Linked DNA regions of Homo sapiens: all the other regions are linked to region 1. Evidence: chromatin loops called from intact Hi-C (ENCODE). Cell type or tissue: IMR-90. All regions are shown on one strand.

The links. Peaks named below come from ENCODE experiments on the same cell type or tissue, not always from the same donor. Only the 100,000 strongest peaks of a DNase experiment are listed, where the experiment ranks them.
Region 2: it touches region 1 in a loop (14-fold over the local background); 10 of 110 quality-filtered maps call a loop at or near these places.
Region 3: a loop joins it to region 1, with 6 times the contacts of the local background. A loop is called at or near these places in 29 of 110 quality-filtered maps.

Annotation. Positions count from the first base shown.
Region 1 is chr7:150,960,458-150,965,457 of GRCh38, reverse strand. All of the region lies in intron 2 of KCNH2 (potassium voltage-gated channel subfamily H member 2), which reads left to right. Among named protein-coding and RNA genes, the nearest start is that of KCNH2, 15 kb to the left of the region's middle. RefSeq lists enhancers at 504-1,113, 1,726-2,335, 1-2,560, 2,336-2,945, 2,946-3,555 and a silencer at 1,170-1,341. In IMR-90, a CTCF peak has its summit at 2,311; no DNase peak of the experiment used is centred here; H3K27ac peaks cover 1,229 bases.
Region 2 is chr7:151,169,790-151,174,789 of GRCh38, reverse strand. No RefSeq gene overlaps it. Among named protein-coding and RNA genes, the nearest start is that of GBX1, 4.6 kb to the right of the region's middle. RefSeq lists an enhancer at 1-28 and a silencer at 1-28. In IMR-90, a CTCF peak has its summit at 2,054 (motif pointing right); no DNase peak of the experiment used is centred here; H3K27me3 peaks cover 1,123 bases.
Region 3 is chr7:151,015,898-151,020,897 of GRCh38, reverse strand. It overlaps ATG9B (autophagy related 9B), which reads left to right. Exons shown (of 14, transcript NM_001317056.2): 6 at 1,524-2,278; 7 at 2,451-2,604; 8 at 2,848-3,027; 9 at 3,626-3,862; 10 at 4,077-4,210; 11 at 4,371-4,467; 12 at 4,663-4,789; 13 at 4,875-5,000. Among named protein-coding and RNA genes, the nearest start is that of ATG9B, 6.1 kb to the left of the region's middle. RefSeq lists a silencer at 1,788-1,857. In IMR-90, a CTCF peak has its summit at 2,567 (motif pointing right); no DNase peak of the experiment used is centred here; H3K4me3 peaks cover 241 bases; H3K27me3 peaks cover 3,982 bases.

The DNA of each region.
Region 1 (5,000 bases):
GCTTCTCAGCAGGAGGGCAGCGGGTGGGACTTCCAGTTCGTGCACCACCCGAGAGGCAGAGCCGGGCCCCAGAGCTTTAGAGAAGCTAGAGGACAGAGATCTTCTGAGGCATTGCTGTGGTCCGGGGCAGAGATGGCTCAGGCATGCCACATGCAGTGGATTTGGGTGGGTCTAGATGACTACAGCGGCCCCCAAGACCCTATAAATGATCCCATGGATTGCTGGCTGGGTCTCAGGCTGGAAGGGGTGGTGGAGGAGTCTGTCTGGAGATGCTGCTTCTGTGGGGTCAGGGTCTGAGCTTGGGGCCCCTCAACCTGCTGCATTTCCCAGATCCTGGAGGCAGGAGCTTAGGACTGGTCTCTCTCTCATTCAGCACACACACACACACGCGCGCACACACACACTCTCTCCCTGTCTCTGTCTCTCTCCCTCCTTCTCTCTCATTCACTGGTTGGCCTCTTGGGCTCCCTAACTCTGTCCCCTGGGCCTGCAATGTCCCTGGCCTTTCCTAGGCCCCTGGCTGCCCATGAGAGCTGTGTTAGTGACACGGTGGCCCCCTGCCAGGAGCGGCTCCTGCTGCATCTTCCTGTCGCCGCCACCAGGCTAAATATAACCTGACACTGCACAGCCCTGGGCTGCTGCTCCGGAGACAGCCTCTCTGCCTGGGGGCGGACAGGCCGACTGGAGCCCCAGCCTCCTGCCCTCAGCGTGACTTTGGGCCTGTCCTGGGCACAGCTCCTCCTGCTCCGAGCGAGGCAGGGAGGCGACTAGGGCGAGGATGGCTGCCTCCCTGAGGTCACCTTCCCTGCAGGGACCCAGCACCCCGCCTTGTTAGAATTCTGGATGCTTCCACAAAGCCATCTGTCATCTCATCTGGCACCCAGTGCAGGAATCACTTGTCCCCACAGTACCCGCAGGGAGCCTGAAGCCCAGGGAGGTGGGTGACCTGCCCATAGCCACAGAAAATAGAGGGAACGCAGGAGCCACCATGGCTGGGGTAGAGTGGCTCGGCTCCCTGGGGCTCCTCCACCTGTCTGGCTTGTTCCCTCTCCTTCCCTCTTGCCCATGCATCAAACTGGGGTCCTGTTGGATGGGTGGTTCACTGGGGGCAGGTGCCAGGCGTGTCTTGTTGGTCACGGTGGCTCAACACTTCGCAGGCACGGATGTGCTTAGTGATTTGCAGAGGACTGGGAGGAGCTGCCTGGGAAGAAGCTGTGATAGCACCTCATTTACGGAGGAGCGCACGGAGACTCTGACCCCAGAAGGTGCCTAAGGTCACTCAGGGCCATCTGCAGCCTCTTCCTCCCCACCTGGTGCTGACATGGGAGATAAGGCCTGCCCCTGCCACAGCCAAATGTGGCTCCTGCCTGGGGCCTGGCCTAGGCTAGCGGTGCCCAGAGGTGGGGAATTGGGTGGAGCCCCTGACCTCGGATGGGTTGGGATGCTGGGCAGGAACAGTGCCCCCCACCCCAGGTAGACTGCTGGGTGTGGATTGGCACCAAATGAAAGCAAGCCGGCGTTGTGTTCTGAGAAGTGATGGACACCTTCTGTGGTAGCAGGATGGCGCTGTACCTGCCACTCTGGGAATGTGTCCAGGCCTGGCTCTCCCGCTCTGCTCTGAGCTGCATGGCCTCTGGAGGCCTGCTAGGTGGCCAGCCTGCCTGCCTCACCCAGGCCATTGGGCCCAAAGGCACGGGGGTTCTAAGGAGCCATGGAGCCTGTGCAGGGATGGTTGCGTCCATGGGTGCCTCCCCTTTCAGAGGGCCCAGGAAGCAGAACTGGGCCAGGCAGGGAGAACCTTCTCACCCAAAGTAAGGTGTCTTCAGCCAGCGCTGGGGCTGAGGCTGGGGTGGGAGTGGGGTCGGGGCTGGGGCTGGGGTGGGAATGGGGCCAGGGCAGAGTGTTCTGGCATTAGCCACATGAGCCAGGCTGGCCCTGGGGCCTCTCATTGCTAAGCTCCCTCCACCCTTGTCTGCCTCTCTTCTGTCTCAAGCTTATGGTGACCTCAAGCCAGGCTCTGAGCTTCACATATCTTAGGCCATTTCACCCCTACGGCCCTAGGGGGTGGGCAGGATCACCCTGTGTTGCAGATGAGCGCCCCGGGGCTCTGGGCCGGTAAGTGACCGGCCCAAAGTCATTCTAATGCAATGTGCAGAGGCCACCTGACTCCACAGCCCATGCCCCCTCCCTTTGAGACTGGGAACCCTCTCCCCTGTTGCACCCCCTCCGCCCTCCTTGTCTGTCCTGGCTGCCCCCTGAGTGCGCCCAGTGCTGGCTGCCTCGGGAGTGTGGGCTGTGCCTGCCACGGAGTGGCTCTCAGCGGAACTGCAGCCTGCAGCAGCTGGGTCCTTCGTCTCTGCCCTGGGGAGCTGGGGCCACTGGCAGGAGCCAGGGCGAGTCGGTGGGAGAAGGGAGCAGAGCGAGGGCCTGGGGGTCTGGAGTAGGTGGCACTGGGGCAAGTGAAGGGACTCCCATCCCCCCATAACCCAGCCAGTGGTGGGATGGAGTCTGGCTGGGAGGCCTGGCTGAAGAGCTGGGAGCAGGTGATGTGGCAGTTCACCGAAGCCCCAGCCGACGCGGCAGGGTGGTTGCAGGCAGTGCCTCTGAGAGCCCAGGCCTATCTGGGGCCCCTACTTTCCTTCCTTCCACATCCCCTTGATGATCGCTAGATCTCCCCCGCCCCAGCCCCTGCCATCAGGCAGGGCTCCAGTTCACATTTTTTGAATAACCAGGCCTTTGACAGGGTTATTTTGAAAGGAAAAATTTCTTGAATCTCGACAAAGGAAGAGGGCCAGCAGTCACTCCTCTCTCTCTCTCTCTCTCTCTCTCTGTCTCTCGTGTGTGTGTGTAAGTGTGAGTTACAGGCTTGTGCTGTGAGGTGGCGTATACCTAGAGTTTCTGCGACCCTGGCAGGGGATTTTGAGATGTGGGGTCCTGGACTGGGTGGGCTTCAGAATGCCATTCTGGGCTGTCTTGCTGAGCAGCTTGAGCTGAAGAGGGGACGGGCTGCTGAGGTCTCAAGGTTGGAATTTCTGGGGCCCTGTGTTGGGGACAGTCTCCAGCCCATTCTGAAGTTTGAGTCCATCTTGGCTCCAGACTCTAGACTTCTCTGAGGCAAGCTCCCTGGTGGAGGACTTAGGTTCGAGGGCCTGGCTGGCTGTGGTCCCTGGGGTGGGTGCTGGGGTCTCTTGGGCTAAGGCTTCCTGGTCTCCAGCCTCTCCTCAGTCCTGGTGAGGCGCATCCCTGTTCAGGCCGCTGCCGGCCATCACCATATTAGGGCATAAACTCCAGGCAGGCTGTCTGGGTGCCAAATGGTCTCCAGCTGGGCCCAGCCCCCTGCAGCTTCCAACACCACTGCTGTGTGTCAGAGGCCAGAGGTCAGGGGACAAGAGTGGCTGCTGCAGGGAGACCCAGACAGAGCCCCAGAGCTCAGGGCCCTCGGGCGGGGCTGTGAGGGTCTGGGATGTGGTGAGTGGAAGAGCTGTGGGGTGGGGCGGAGAGTTCCTGGCCAGCCCCTTCACCTAGTGCCATCCTGTTTAAGCTGGTTTCAGAAGACCTCGTTCCCCTAGATGAATCCCCAGCGGGTTAGAATCCCCGAGCCTGGCCAGCATCTGCCATGCATCAGGCCCTTCCCACCTGGCCTGCTCCCTGCCTCCCCAGCACGCAGCCCCTTGACCTCACTGTCAGGCTTCAAGCACCAGCTCCAAGTCCCAGGGGTGGCGTCGCCTCCAGGTTGCCGGTGTCTGTTGCCGGCTTCTACCTTGACTCACAGCACCACCACTGTCGCCCCTGCTGTGGGTTTGAGATCAGGAGTAGGGGTGAGCCAGGGAGGCTCTAGGAGGTAGAAAGGTGAGGAGAGGCTGGGTGCGGTGGCTCACACCTGTAATCCTTGCACTTTGGGAGGCCGAGGCAGGCAGATCACTTGAGGCCAGGAGTTTGAGACCAGCCTGGCCAACACAGTGAAAACCCTGTCTCTATCAAAATATACAAAAGTTAGCTGGGTGTGGTAGCATGCAGCTGTAGTCCCAGCTACTTGGGAGGCTGAGGCAGGAGAATCACTTGGACCTGGGAGGCAGAGGTTGCAGTGAGCCAAGATCATGCCGCTGCACTCCACCCTGGGTGACAGAGTGAAACCCTGTCTCAGAAAAAAAAAAAAAAAAAAAGTGAGGCTGGGTTGCTAAGATGGAGTGGGACTGCATGGTTTGTCACCCTTGCCTCTCCCCCATGCCTGCAGCCTCCCTGTCAGCATGGCCTGTCACTGACACCACCAGCCAGTGCTGGCCCCAGGGCGTATGACTCTAGGTGCTAGGCACTAACGTGGGGACGGGAGACACTGGGAGGCAGAGAAGACAGCTGAGCAGAGGGGGAGCTGAGAGGAAGGAAGAGGCTCCCTAGGGAGAGTGGGAGATGAGGAGCCTGCCTGGTGGGTCCCTGGGGGGCCATAGAGGAGCTGGAGCGGGCTGTTAACTGCCTTCTGGTTTCATTAAGGACTTCCTGTGGGCAGGAGGTTCTGAGCTGGGCCTTAGGTGGAACTGAGTGCTTGGCCTAAAAGGGGCTCCTTCAGAAATCAGCACGGGTTGGGGGGCGGGGGGCGGTGGGGCAGCAGGGGGCCCATGTGCTCAACAGGGAGCTGAGGGAGACCAGGGGTGCTTGGCTTAGGGGACTGACCTCATCTGGTACAGGGCCTTTGGTGGACAGAGAGAGACTGGAAAAGAAAAAGTCAAGGATCGAGGGGAACGCGAGGCGAGGTGAAGATGAAAGATCTAGAAGCAGTGCTTCTTAGACTCTTTGGTGAAGGATCAGTGTTTTTTAATGCTAATATGTTATAGGCTGGTACATCTGTGAAATACAAGAGCACATGCGTGGATTTTGTGGTGATGCCAAATTGCTGTAAAGTTTTTGAAATTCTTGCTCTCAACGTCTGTCCTTATCTTGTGTGCTGACACAACGGCTGGTGCTAATCTAGAGAGAACAGAGAGACAGATAGTAACAGCTAACCG
Region 2 (5,000 bases), 210 kb before region 1:
GAGGCGGCAGGGGGCGAGGCCTGGAGGTCGCGAGGCTTTAGGCCGCGCGGACCAGAGCCCGAAGCCGGGTTAGGCGTTGAGAGGCGGCTGAGGAGAAGCGGAGAGGAAGTGAGGGGGCCCGGATTCCCACCCTGGCCTCACGGACCTTGGGCTGACCGGTCTGTCTGGCTTCAGGTACTAGGGCGCGGCTCTGGGACGCGGGTGCGGGTGGGCAAGCGGTGGAGGCTCCTCGCTGTGGAAACCCCAGGCGGACCCCGACCGCACAGGCCCCACCTCGCGGGCAGGAAGCGGCTGCCCCAAGACATGGGCGGGAACCTGGTGCGCGAGGCCCACTCCTGTCGAGGGCCTGCGGGGCGCCCCGTGGAGACCGCGGCTCGGGTGGGGGTCCCGGGGGACGCCCTAGTGCTCGATGGTTTGTTCCGCAGCCGTTCCAGGGCCTGCTGCGTTCAGGCACCGCCGCACGGGGGCAAGGACTGCCCTCCAGGCCCCCACCAGGGTCCGCTTGCGCGGGGTAGCCGGAGCGCGGCGCACAGGAGGAAGCGGCAGGTGCTGCCGAGCCCGGGGAGAGACGTGCGGGATGGGGGGTTGGCAGTCGGTGACAGGGAAACCTGCTCTCTGAGGAGGTGACATTTAGCCTGAGACCTGAGTAGAGCAGATCAGTAGGAGTGGCAGGACGGACCGTCCTGGCTGCGGGCGTGGGTCGGGGGGCACCTGCGGCGGTGGTCCAGGCCAGAGGTGGTCGCGGCGGGCGAGATTCGGGATCCCTGGGAAGAACTGGGGGGCCGCCGCTGGGGGGGATGTAGGGGGCTGCAGAATAGCGCTGTCTAGGGCGACTCGCAGGTTTTTGGCTTGGACCCCTGGACGGTGGTGCCAGATGCTAAGATGGGGAAGACGAGGAAGTAACGGGAAGCAGAAGGCCGTTGCTGGGGAGATGGCACTGGAGCCGCCTAGGAAGCATCTCAGAGGCTGTGGCCCTTGGCACGGGGATCTGGGGCCAGGTCGAGCGCAGGTCTGGGTATCATGCGAGTGCGGGCTCGCTGGTGCGGGAAAGAGTTTGGAGCTCTGCTCCCAGGGAATCCCGACTCCCGCAGATGACTTGCCCGAGAGAGTCCTGCTGGTGGATTTTGATGGAAATTCTATTTGATCGCACCCACTTGGTTCACTGTGTGCTTCCGGGTCCCCAGGTTTTAGGTGCTTCATGCCCTGCTGGGAACGAGACACGCTCCTGCCCTCAGTGAATCTTCAGTCTAGTCTGAGAAACAAGGGTGTGAACAACCAGTTAGAATACAAGGGGCAATAGGATGAATGCAAGATAAACGTGGGAGCAGGAGCTGGGGGCATGAAGAGGAGGGTGAGGAATGGGGTTGAGATCTGGGAGGGCGTCCCAGAAGAAGGACCCTCCTCTAAAGTGATAGGAAGATGGGGGAGGATTTCTGGCCACATCTGGAGAGCCTGCGATCATGGGATGCCTTTTTAAGGACGGGGAAGGGAAGAAAGGCGATGTGGAGTGGTGGCTGTGAAGGGGCTGTGCACAACTTCACATATTGTCCCCTTAGCGGGCAATGTCAGGAGGGTCCTCACTGGGGTTAGACATTCAGACTCTTGCGAGCCAGGGCGCTCCCTCCCCAGCCTCCTGGCTGTTGGTCCCGCGGGCCCAGAACCTCTCCCTGGTAATTGCTTTTCGTAATGTGTTTGCTCCAAACCAATTTCACGCCTCCGTGAGGACTCCGCCCTGCACTGAGGCGCGGACCTCCCCACCACCAACCTACCCGCGTGTGAACGCGCGGGCTCATACATACTGTACACATTTAACACAACAGAAATACAGGGTTCGGGTACCGGGGCACACTAAACATACTTAACCCTACACTCACGCACACTAGACGTTAAGACACTCACGTACAACCCCCCGTCCCCAAACAGTGCATTCACAGTTAAGCATCTAGAGGCGTCCCGCGCGCTCGCCCTTGGATGCTCCGTTAGTGGTTTCTTTGCCCTCGGCGCGTCTCCTGGACTGTCGCCAGGGGGCGCTGCAGCACCCCGCACCTCCTTCGCCGTGCCCGCAGTTGTGCGCTGCTGCCACCAGAGGGCACCCGCGGCCAGGCCCGACGCTGCCCACCATGAGAGGACTTTCTCTGGCCAATGAGTGGATTGGAGGTATAGATTTGTGGTCTTTGACTTGAATACTTTGTTTTTTTCTTAGCATCCTTGGTGCTGGTTGGCAACACAGGTCAGGCCAGATGATGAGGCCGCGGTGGGCACAGAGGGTAGATTAAAGATAAAATTCCTCTGTAGGAGCATTTCCCAAATGTCAGAGAATATGGACAAAGCAGCACTTTCAGAATTCTGTTTCGGACAATGAGACCAGGTACTTGCCCATAATGCGTCTGTTCAGGAATTCAGTAGGAGAATCATAGTTTTTTGCTGGTAAAGAAAGGAACTAGCTCTGTTCAGATTTGACAGAGGTAAGGTCTGTACTTGATACTGATGAGAGAGTGAAGTAGTTTTTGGAGTGCTCTGGATTTCAGGGAAAATGAGTCCCCTTCCTTTCTTCGCCACTCTACTCTTTGTCTATTTAGTGCAGGAAGAACTCGTTTTGGAAGGTGTTTTTTCATATTCAATTGACTCTTGCCCTTGCTTTTTGACTAGACAAAGTTTTTTTTTTTGAGACGGAGTCTGACTCTGTCGCCCAGGCTGGAGTGCAGTGGTGTGATCTCTGCTCACTGCAAGCTCCGCCCTCTGGGTTCACACCATTCTCCCGCCTCAGCCTGCCCAGTAGCTAGTACTACAGGTGCCTGCCACCACGCCTGGCTAATTTTTTGTATATTTAGTAGAGACGGGGTTTCACCGTGTTAGCCAGGATGGTCTGGATCTCCTCACCTCGTGATCCACCCGCCTCAGCCTCCCAAAGTGCTGGGGTTACAGGCGTGAGCCACCACGCCCAGCCCTTGTTGTTCTTATTTGTAAGACAGGGTCCTGCTCCGTCACCCAGGCTAGAGTGCAGTGGCACAATCTCTGCGCACTGAAGCCTCAACCTCCCCGGCTCAAGTGATCCTCCCACCTCAGCCTCCTGAGTAGTTAGGACTACAGGCATGTGCCACCATGCCTGGCCAATTTTTAAATTTTTTTTTATAGAGACGGGATCTCACTATGTTGCCCAGGCTGGGCTTGAACTCCTGGTCTCAAGTGGTTCTCTCACCTGGGCCTCCCAAAGTGTCGGGATTACAGACATAAATCATTGTACCCAGCCAGAGTAGATATTAATCACTCTCCCTCACAGATGGAGATGTCAAAGAGGGGTCAAGGTCACAGGGCCCAGTGAGGGGTCAGAAGAGGAATTTGATTCCAGGTCTTTTTCCTTTAGCCAGTGCTTCTTTCCATTTACCATGTGGCCTCAGTTCTATGTTCTATGAAAGGGCAGGGAAAGGAAATGGGTTGCTGCAGTTGCCACTATGTATGCCAATGTTACGGAATGTCAAGGACTTCACAGAAGTCACACTTCGTATCTCTAGCATGGCAAGGGAACAGATAGAGGATATAAATGGGTTATGAAATACAGTATCTAACAAACACAAACCACACCAGGTCAGTAGAAGTACTTAAGGTCTCACCTGCCTCTGTTCAGAATTGGTGGCCCACTGGGATTTGTTGGCACTAAGTTTTAAGTATGTACTTCCTGGCCAGGCGCAGTGGCTCATGCCTATAATCCCAGCACTTTGGGAGGCCGAGGCAGGCAGATCATGAGGTCAGGAGTTCGAGATCAGCCTGGCCAACGTGGTGAAACCCTGTCTCTACTAAAAACACAAAAATTAGCCGGGCATGGTGGCAGGCGCCTGTAATCAGAGCTACTTGGGAGGCTGAGGCAAGAGAATCACTTGAATCCGGAAGGAGGAGGTTACAGTGAGCCAAGATCATGCCACTACACTCCAGGCTGGGCAACAGAGCGAGACTCCATCTCAAAAAAAAAAAAAAAGTAGGTACTTCCTGTGCCAGCTTGAGTAGAGAATCCACTTTACTGAGTATAGTTCTAAGCAATAAGCTCTTGGCATGAACTAGGCGACATATATCTTCAAGATCAGAGGGTTATTTTATTTATTTATTTTTTGAGATGGAGTTTCCCTCTTGTTGCCCATGCTGGAGTGCAGTGGTGCGATCTCGGCTCACTGCAACCCACCTCCCAGGTTCACGCGATCTCCTGCCTCAGCCTCCCAAGTAGCTGGAATTACAGGCATGTGCCACTATGCCCAGCTAATTTTGTATTTTTAGTAGAGATGGGGTTTCACTATGCTGGTCAGGCTAATCTCGAACTCCTGACCTCAGGTGATTCACCCACCTCGGCCTCCCAAAGTGCTAGGATTACAGGCATGAACCACCATGCCCAGCCCAGAGGGTCTTTAAGACATTTTTTAGAGACAAGGTCTCCCTCTCTCACCCAATCTGGAGTACAGTGGTGTGATTATAACTCATTCTAACCTCCAAATCTTGGGCTCAAGCAATCCTCCCGCCTCTGCCTCCCAAGTAGCTGGAGCTACAAGTGTGTGCCACCGTGCTTGGCTAATACAATCAGAGGGTCTTTTAATCTTGAGTCCTTGACATACCAGAATGTGACAGGCTTCTTAAAGTGGCCTTTTATTGAAGGGACTGGTGGAAGAGAGATGTTTCAATATATATCCTTTTGAGCTTTTGGAACTTGGTACTATGTGATTTTATTACCTATGCAATAAATGAATGCAATTACTTTTAAAAATGGTTCTTCCTTCATGCCTTATTTGGCTGATCCTGTAACTGCTCATACAGGTTTAATTTCAGTTTTGTAGCCCAAAGTTGCCTCAATTTGTCAAGTCAGTAAGCCTCTGTTATGTATCCAACACCGATAAGCCCTCTCACTTTAAAAATACAATATACTTTTGAAGCTTCATCTTGCATGTTGGTATGGTAAAGTGCTTGGTTAATTTAGCAAAGGGGTGTTCTGAAGAGTATCTTTAGACAAGTTCTTTAGT
Region 3 (5,000 bases), 55 kb before region 1:
GTTATCTGGCTTTTCAGAGCTGGAGGAATTTGGGTTGGGCTTCGGAAGGGCAGGACAGGAGGGGAGGGGAGCACATTCTAAGCCCCAGTGCAGGAAGGTGGGGAAAAGCCATGAGCTTTTGGAAGCTGCAGTGAGGAGATGGACCCATCAGCCTAAAACAGAGCCTTCAAAGCCATCCCCCGCATTGCAGGAAGCCACTGCATTGGCCTGTCACTGTCCACTGCTTATGCTCTGCCCTTTGTTTCCTCACCATCTTGAGTCTGCTCCTCCCTCCTCTGTATCTAAGTTCTTTCTTTGAGGCACAGCTTGAAAGTAGCCTTCTGCAGCTTGCTTCCCTTGCTCCCCTGGGAGGTCCGGAGCCCTCTGCACAGCCTTTATGTGCAGCAAGGGGAGAGGTCTTAGAAGGCCCCTGAGCAGAGGAGAGGGAGGAGGCCGGGGAAGCAGAGGTGGTGAGAGCGGAAGCTGGACCTCGGATTGGCTCTGGCGGGAGACTGCTCACCCGTCTCGTTCTCCTCCTCCCTTCTTTCCCCTCCTCCCCTGTTCCTTCCAGGGGAAGGGAAGGGAAGACACTGGGATGTACTGGAGAGGCCAGCCTGGGGGACTTGACTAACCTGGACTGGGAAAGCTGAGTGAAACTGGGCTGAAGTGAGGTTTGCAGCCTTCAAATGAGATCTGACAGTGCCCCACTGCCAGATGTGGACATAGCCCAGGTCCTGGGAAGGCTTCTGGTGACAGAGCCGAAGATGGCCTGGAGTCGGGTGGGGCTGGGAGTGTAAAGCATGCCCAGGCAGAAGGTGGGGAGGATTCTGTTCCAGAGTTGGTGGGTGCACTAGAAATGGGAAGGAGAGATTCTCCCACGAACTGCCAGACATTCTGGTTTTTTGTTTTTTTGTTTGTTTTGTTTCTTTTGAGACAGGGTCTGGGTCTTTCACCCAGGCTGGAGTGCAGTGCTGTGATATTGGCTCACTGCAGCCTCTGCTCCCCAGTAGCTGCAACCACAGGTGCACACCACCACGCCCTGCTATTTTTTGTATTTTTAGTAGAGACAGTGTCTCACCATGTTGCCCAGGCTGGTCTCGAGCTCCTAAGCTCAGACGATCTGCCTGCCTCAGCCTCCCAAAGTGCTGGGATTACAGGTGTGAGCCACCGCCCCTGGCCAGCCAGTCTGTTTTGTGTGTACAACTGAGGGGGCCTCAGGCCCTTAAGGAGCTGAGAAGCCAGGTCCAGCACCTGGAGGCGTCCCCAGGAAGTGCATGACTACTGGCCACATGAATGGCAGGGATGATGAACAGGGCAGTTTAGAAGAGGATGAAGGAAGTAGGGCGCGCCCTTGTTAGTGACAGGGTTAAGGGAGGGCAGAAAGAGAAAGGTGGGAGAGGGGGACGATGTAGCTTGGTCATGGCGAGTTTGTGATCGCAAACTCAGTTTGCGGGTTTTCAGGCCGCACACTTAGGGGTGTGGAGCTTGAGCATCACTGTGGAGAGGAATGGGGGGTCGCTGGCTCTCATCAGTGCCCCTTTCAGGAGGAGCTGAGCTCGGTTCCCTGGGCAGAGGTGCAGTCCCGCCTCTTGGCACTGCAGCGGAGCGGGGGCCTGTGCGTGCAGCCGCGGCCCCTGACGGAGCTGGACATCCACCACCGCATCCTGCGCTACACCAACTACCAGGTGGCGCTGGCCAACAAAGGCCTGCTGCCGGCCCGCTGCCCGCTGCCCTGGGGAGGCAGTGCGGCTTTCCTCAGCCGCGGCCTGGCGCTCAATGTCGACCTGCTGCTCTTCCGCGGTCCCTTCTCGCTCTTCCGCGGGGGCTGGGAGCTGCCGCACGCCTACAAGCGCAGCGACCAGCGGGGCGCCCTAGCAGCGCGCTGGGGGCGCACAGTGCTGCTGCTGGCCGCCCTGAACCTGGCGCTGAGCCCGCTGGTGCTGGCCTGGCAGGTTCTGCACGTCTTCTATAGCCACGTGGAGCTGCTGCGGCGCGAGCCTGGCGCGCTGGGGGCGCGCGGCTGGTCCCGCCTGGCGCGCTTGCAGCTGCGCCACTTCAACGAGCTGCCGCACGAGCTGCGCGCGCGCCTGGCCCGCGCCTACCGCCCCGCCGCCGCCTTCCTGCGCACCGCTGCGCCCCCCGCGCCCCTGCGCACGCTGCTGGCCCGCCAGCTCGTTTTCTTCGCGGGTGCACTCTTCGCCGCGCTGCTTGTGCTCACCGTCTACGACGAGGACGTGCTAGCCGTGGAGCACGTGCTCACCGCCATGACCGCGCTCGGGGTCACCGCCACCGTCGCCAGGTGCGACGGCAGATGCCCGGGGTGGTGGTGTGTGTTGGTTTCTCTGATCTGGGGCCATGTGAGGTTCCCCCCGAATCCTTACCTCTCCCACCACTGGGGCCCTCTAGCCCTACATCCCACCGCGCGTCCTCCTAATCGCAGGCCCCTTCCCCCCACGGATCCCGCCTTTCAGGTCTTTCATTCCGGAAGAGCAGTGCCAGGGTCGTGCGCCGCAGCTCCTGCTGCAGACAGCCCTGGCCCACATGCACTACCTCCCGGAGGAGCCCGGCCCCGGCGGCAGGGACCGCGCCTACCGGCAGATGGCGCAGCTGCTGCAGTACCGAGCGGTGAGGGTGGGCGCGACGGCGGGCTGAGGAGGAAGTTGTGGGGTCTGTCTGCGCGGAGGGTCTGTCTGCGCGGAGGGTCTGTCTGGGAGAGGGCATGAGACAAACGGACTATACCAGGAGTCTAGGGAGTGACTGGGTGGGGAGGCTTCTTGCCCTGGCGAGGGTCGCTGGGGACTGCTTGGTCCTGATAACGCGCGTGGGCCCCTCAGCGACCCCTGCTCAGCCTCACCGCTGCTTCCCCAGGTCTCCCTCCTGGAGGAGCTCCTGTCCCCGCTCCTCACCCCGCTGTTTCTGCTTTTCTGGTTCCGCCCTCGTGCCCTGGAGATTATCGACTTTTTTCATCACTTCACTGTGGATGTGGCTGGGGTTGGGGACATCTGTTCCTTTGCCCTTATGGATGTGAAGCGCCACGGACACCCTCAGGTCAGAGCCGTTCCCTGGCCCTGGGGGTTTGGGCTGGGTGGGAGTTCGCTTGCCTCTCGGGAGCAGACCTGAGTTCCAGCCCTGGCTCCATTGCTTGCTACCTGTGCCGTTGAGCGGGTCACTTCCCTTCCTGTGCTCTCGTGCCCTCGTCTGTCAGATGGCAACAATGGCAATGTGCTCTCCAGAGCACAGCCAAGGCCAGGCTTGTGAACACACAGATTATGTCTGTATAGCCTATGATGGAGTTGCTGGCACATAGTAACGTCAGTAAATGGGAGCAAAGACCACCTGGGGGTGAGGAATGGGCTTGGCCGGTGGGTGGGGCTGAGTAAGGACTGGTGCCTGGACCAAGGCTGTCAGGATCACCCTGGGCAAAGCACTGAGGCTCAGCCCTATCCCCGAGCTGGCAATCAGTCCAGGGGTGACGAATAGATGACAGGCCCAGGTTCTGCACTGCTGCTGTATTTTTGGGTGATGGTGAACAAGTCCCCATTGTGGTCTGTTTCCTTCACGTGGAAGATGGGGCAGTGTTTCCTGTCCCACCTGTTCCCATAAGGCTCAGTGTTCTTAGCACCTGAAAGACTGTCCTTGCTCACAGTGGCTCTCGGCGGGACAGACTGAGGCCTCGCTGTCTCAGCGTGCGGAGGACGGCAAGACTGAGCTTTCTTTGATGCGGTTCTCCCTGGCGCATCCACTCTGGCGCCCCCCAGGGCACAGCTCTAAGTTTCTTGGGCACCTCTGGGGCCGAGTACAACAAGATGCAGCTGCCTGGGGTGCCACCTCGGCTCGCGGCCCCTCCACCCCGGGGGTGCTCAGCAACTGCACCTCGCCCCTGGTGAGTCCCAAGCCTGGCCTCCCCTTCTGCCTTCACCCCCACAACTCCTCTCCAAACCCTTCCCCTCTAGGCTCACCTTAGGTAGTAACCTGCCTCACCAGCCCCCGCCCCCAGCCTGCTCTCCTGCCTTCTTTAGGCCTCTGCTTCCTCCCTACTCCGTTTCTGTCCTCTCTTCTGACTCCCTCTTTGGCTTTCCCTCTCCTCTTGCACCCAGCCTGAGGCCTTCCTGGCCAACCTCTTCGTGCACCCTCTCCTGCCTCCGAGAGATCTGAGCCCGACAGCCCCCTGTCCAGCTGCGGCCACAGCCAGCCTCCTTGCCTCCATTTCCCGAATTGCCCAGGACCCCAGGTGAGGAGTGGAGGCTGAGATGCAGGGGCATGTGGAGGGGGGTGGGCTGATCCTGTAGGAGTGGGGAGCTGGGGCGCTGAGGGGGGATTCAGAAGGGGAGTCCTCTGGGGTGTGGCGGGAGGAGGGCATGACTTTTGACCTGCTTCATGTTATGTTCCAGCTCTGTGTCCCCAGGAGGCACTGGGGGCCAGAAGCTGGCCCAGCTCCCAGAACTTGCTTCTGCCGAGATGAGTCTCCATGTCATCTACCTGCACCAGGTGAGTAGAGGGGTGCCCAAAGGAGAAATGTGGAGAGAAGGCAGGTGAACAACATGGAGACTGAGGTGGGGTGGAGTCTACGGAAGGGTCTAGCAGAGTGGCAGGAGGAGGCTGAAAAGCCCTCTGCCTCTAGCCCAGGTGCTTGGCCCTGCCCTCCTTGGGGTGCAGCCCTCATTCCTCCTCCTTTCCATGCAGCTTCACCAGCAGCAGCAGCAGCAGGAGCCGTGGGGTGAGGCTGCAGCCTCCATCCTGTCCAGGCCCTGCTCCAGCCCCTCACAGCCACCCTCGCCTGATGAGGAGAAGCCATCCTGGTCAAGTGACGGTGAGGAGGGTGGGGCCTGCAGGGGACAGAGCCTGGTGGACACTGGGCATCATGGAACTGCCCAGCTGATGGCCTTTTTCACCAGGCTCCAGTCCTGCCTCTAGCCCCAGACAACAGTGGGGAACCCAGAAGGCCCGGAATCTGTTCCCCGGAGGGTTTCAGGTGACCACAGACACCCAGAAGGAGCCTGACCGGGCCTCTTGCACTGACT